Linked DNA regions of Homo sapiens: region 2 is linked to region 1. Evidence: read pairs that join two places in POLR2A ChIA-PET (ENCODE). Cell type or tissue: PC-3. All regions are shown on one strand.

Region 1 (2,500 bases):
CTTCATAAACAACACCAAAATACAATGGGATAAACATTATAATTAGTCGTTCACATAGTATAGTGGGGGATAGAGAAAACTGTGTGCAAGGTTTGAGGAGATTCAGAGAAGGCTTTATGGAGGAATTTTCATCTGAATTGAAGTTTGAAAGTGAGTAGGAATTAGTTGGTGAGGTTAGAGGATAAGGCATTCTGGGCACAAGAAAGCAGTGAGGACAAATAGATAGGTTAGAAACGGGACATAGACCCTTAATGTGTTAAGATAGAGAATAGATCAACTTTAAAAAGTAAACAAGGGTAAATAATGAAAGTTCTCTTCCACACCGTGTTAGCCATTTTGAGCTTTAATCTGGAGGCTATGTTGATCCATGAGTAATAGATTTTAAGTGGAAGAAAGTTAACATCAGTTTCATGAGGCAATGTGAGGAATGAATTGTAGTGGGGTAAGGCAGACATTTGCATTACATGTGACAGAACTCCGAAAATGCAGTGCTGCTGGAGAGAAGAGGATGAATTCCAGATATATTAAGGTGATTGAGTTAGTGGCCAGATGGATGTAGGGGATGAAGGAGTGATGGAGTCAAGGATACCTCCTAGGTTTATGACTTGCCGAGATAGGAATCACATGAGCAATATCAGATGTATGGGGAGAATAAGATCAGTAGTCTTGGACATGGGTTTAGGTCACACAATTGGTGCTGTTCAGTGGGTATTTGGCTGCTTTGGCCTGGAGTTAAAGAGAGGATTCTAGGCTGGAGATAGAGATTAGGATGCTATCAATTTATAGGTAGTTAAAACAATGTGAGAATGGATGATGCCTAAGAGAGTTTGTAGAATAAGAAAGAATAAAGCAGAAGGGAAACGCTGGGAAACACTACCCTGTAGGAAAGATGACCCAGTGAAAAAGACAGAAGGAACAGCCTAATGACAGTGGATGTCTAGAAGATAAGGAGGGAGAGAATCCAACAAGAAGAGACTGGTCAGATGCCATAGGGAATAGGAGAAAGAGCTAACTACAGTTTTTGGAAGGTTTCCCAGATAGGCCTGGATCATTAATTTGTAATAATACTAGTTCATATGATTCTGTGACTTTTGGCAGCAAAATTCAGTAGAACCAGAGATGATAAATAGTTGGATTGATACAGTATTTGGATTTTGTTACGTGCGTATGGTAAGATTGCAAAGGAGTTGAAACTATTGGTGAAAGAATGGTCAGAGTGATGGAATGTGAAGTTTAGACTGGATAGGGATGACGATAGAGCCAGGAGGAGCTGAAAGATTGAGATAACATAATTGGTTCAAAGGATTAAAAGTCTGGATGAAGTAAATATACAAGTGTTTGTAGCTAAAAGGGAGATAATGAAAAGGATAGAAATCCTCTGGTCAGAGTAGAATATTGGAATTTAAGATTTTTAGGGTGCAGATGGCGTGTAGGGTTTGGCTGTGGATATAGATGGTAGAAACGGAGGTGTTCAGGAACAATGAGACTGGTGGTGCATTCGATGAATTGCTCACCCAGATGACTGTAGATGACTGTGGTACCCAGGGAGGAAGGGTAGAATGTGATCCTAATTTCCGAGGTTTAGATTGCCTATGGTGGTGATCACTATAGATGAGAGATGAAGATACTTAGATGTTATGCCCTCAAAAGTACAGCGGGTGGGGGTGGGATGGGGTAAGTGGTCTGGAAACATTCTTCTGGGCCTTGGGACTTGGAAGGATGATTAGCCTTTACTGGTGGGGGCCACCAAAGAAGGGGAGTTTAATTTCTATTAGGCCTAGGAGGTATGGGGAGCATCTAGTGAAGAGGCTGAGGATATAAGAAAGCTTATTGACTATGGTGTCAGTGTAAAAGCTTGGGAAGGAGTGAGAGAGCGAGTAAAGATTATTTAGAGGAGAAGACAGGTTAGAAAGAGCTTAGATTTGGGTATAAGGGTGACAGCGCTTCTCTGAAGCATATGGCTAGCTTTTAGTAGTTGGGACTTTAAATTTTGATGAAGCTTTCTGTTGTTAACGTTTACCCATCAAGTCATTATAGTTTCTGTCAGAGTAGGACAGTTGGCATAGTACTGTTTCTAAATTTAAAAATAACATATATGTCTCCAGTGAATATTTGTGTTATCTGTCGGAGAAAGGATGGACAGTGTGGCCTATTTGCTTTGATGTACCTTTTCCTGGTCTTTGAATTCCCAAAATACTTTTGCAAATACATTTCATCATGTGTGCCAATTCTTATCTATTGGTAGGATTAGGAAGTTATGTTGAGTATTTTTAGGTCAATTCTGGGCCCAGAGGTATAGGAAATGCCTTAATGTGAATGGCAATTGCCATGAATGTGGGAGATTGGCATACCTGCATTTACCTAAGATTGCCATCTGTTATTTTCTGACCTAGAGTCTGTTTCTAAGGACAGCGCCTCACTTATGCACTAGGTCTTATTCCTTTTACCTTCCGAAGGATTTGGCTCCAGCATCTCTCTCTCTGAACATTGCATTTCCCCT
Region 2 (2,500 bases), 310 kb before region 1:
CACCTAACTCTGAACAAATGCTGTGTTCTTTAAATTTTGTAACTACTTATATTAGATTATATTTGCCATGTATATTAACCTGTAAACCAATCTAAATGCCATTCAGTCATATAACTATTAAACAAGTTAAAAATGAAATACATGTACTTGCATGAGAATTTACATAGTTATATTTTTAATTTAATAAAACAACATTTTAATGTATAATTAAGGGCTAATTTTTACCAAATACCCTAGTGGTTAGATAACAAGGGATACTCTGTTATTTTTCTGGTAAGTTAAATCTTGCAGTGTTTACTTTTATATTTAAAAATATGTGAATGGAGAAAATCATTTTGGATGAACGACTTTCAATGTATGATAAGCTATATAATTAAGAAAAATGTAAGAACAATATTATTCTGAAAGAAGATTCATTTCAGATTAGTAAAATAATTAGAGGTCTAATCCTTAGCTTCTCTCAGAAAATAAGAGAAATTATTTAATACGATAATCATGAGTTAAAAAATGCTTCTATTTCTTTAACATGCACTTAAAAATTCACTGGTAGATAAAATACTTGTAAATGTGCTGAAGTCAGAGGAGAAGGGTATCTTTTTTCCTACTTTAAATCACTCTGGAGAACAAATGCACACTGGGGCTCCTATTTTAAAACTTTTTCTCTATTTTTTTCTTAATTAGATGAATGCATGTTATATGCACATTAATCATCTAAAATTGTAAGATTTTCCTGAATTTTTCTATACATCAAAACCTCCTGTGGCTTTTCCTTGTTCCATCCCTCTCACCCCATTTTTCATTACCTTACATAATATCCCAGAAGCTATCTTGCCTATGAAATTACTACTCATAGTAAATAAACTTTACATATAGTTTATCTTTAAAAATTAGAAACACAGCAAGCAAAGAAATTGTTCTCACCTCTTTCAAAAGAAAACGGTGTAGCCCTCAGGAAAACAGAAGTGCCCCTAAGTTCATGTGTGTCAGCAAGGAATGGAGAGCTGTTAAGAATGATCTTCTTGAAAAGAAAGAAGTCTCCTTAGGCACCCACATGTATATTTAGATTAGACTGGCAGTTTAAATGACAGCAAACACATGGTCATGACTTCCCAATTGCTCATTCATCTAACACATACACAGGCTAATCAGAGGCAAACATCCACCCCGAACTGTTTTAGAAACTAGCTTCTCCCATCTGATACTACTGTATGTGTGGTAAGCAGACATTCTTCTAGAGAGATCGGATGTCAAATGCTTAACTACCTCTCTTAGTATAACAGGATCTTAAATCACACTGATTTAGAATTCCAGAATGTTTTTGTAAAGTCAGTTTGACATCAACTTACATCAATTCCTTGCTCTAGCCTGCAGGGTTTTATGAAGTACAAAGTAAAGAAATGACTATGTAAAGATTGCAGGATCTATTTGTCTTATGGGTATTTTTAAACTGTAAGACCTGCCCATCCTATCAGTAATAGCACACACTCCTATTCTGTAAACAGGGTAAAGTCACTATAGAGGATCACATTTTCTTGTGCAAATAAAAGGTGGTAGAGTTAAAAGGTGGAGATACTGAACATGAACTTTAAGCCCCTACTCATAATTTGAGCTTCAGTAACATTTTCCAGTAAGTGAGAAACAAGAGAAAACACAGATGGCACTGTTTGCTGGCAGCTATTAACTACACCTACAACACTATTGTGTTGTATATATGCATACACATTGAGATTTATATATATTAAGATGTGTTGGTGAGGAGCAGAAAACAAATGCAGCTATCAGCTCTATGATGGGGGGTACGTTATTTTAAAATGTCAAACAATTTTAACATAATTATATTTTACTTTTGACATGAACTTTGCATTTTAATCTTAATGTCAAATATTTTGAAAAATCTAGATTAGTATGAGGGTGAAAAGAATGAAACACTATAATAATTTGGTGCTCAGGTTCTGAAAACATCAAACCTGGTTTGAATCTCAGTTCCACCACTTTCTAGCTATGTGACCTTAGCACATAACATCATCTCTCCAGGCCTCAGTTCCTTCATTTCTAATGGGGAAACATAAGTAATAGTGGTACCAATTCATATCGCTAATGTTAGAATGTTGACAACGCAAAGCAGTTAGGACAGAACACTGAATAAATGATGACTAAATATTAGTTACTATTATCATCAATAGGAATAAATATAAAATTATGATATTAAAAAGTTATGTCTGAGTCCATTTGGCTTGTCCACCCTCTCCCCCATGATAGTCTTCCCTGAAAAACACTTGACACTTCAAGAAATAAGGTAACTTCCTTTAGACTAATCCAAAATTTATTTTCTCTGAAACTTCTCCTGGAGAAGGCAGCTGATAAAGTACCTAGTTCAATGCCCAATATATAAGACATTCTAGCAAGGACTTCTATACAAACAGAATAAACAAAGATGAGAATTAAAAAGTGATTGTTAATCTAAGCACAAATGATCTATAGGTAAGAACTGCCTGGTCAA

Evidence for each region. ChIA-PET counts read pairs that join two places held together with the same protein. Peaks named below come from ENCODE experiments on the same cell type or tissue, not always from the same donor. Only the 100,000 strongest peaks of a DNase experiment are listed, where the experiment ranks them.
Region 2: POLR2A ChIA-PET joins it to region 1 with 6 read pairs; 3 of 35 experiments call an interaction of 5 or more read pairs at or near these places.

What each region holds. Positions count from the first base shown.
Region 1 is chr9:20,687,794-20,690,293 of GRCh38, forward strand. All of the region lies in intron 1 of FOCAD (focadhesin), which reads left to right. Among named protein-coding and RNA genes, the nearest start is that of FOCAD-AS1, 4.3 kb to the left of the region's middle. In PC-3, no CTCF peak of the experiment used is centred here; no DNase peak of the experiment used is centred here.
Region 2 is chr9:20,381,460-20,383,959 of GRCh38, forward strand. All of the region lies in intron 5 of MLLT3 (MLLT3 super elongation complex subunit), which reads right to left. Among named protein-coding and RNA genes, the nearest start is that of MIR4473, 29 kb to the right of the region's middle. In PC-3, no CTCF peak of the experiment used is centred here; no DNase peak of the experiment used is centred here; H3K27ac peaks cover 712 bases.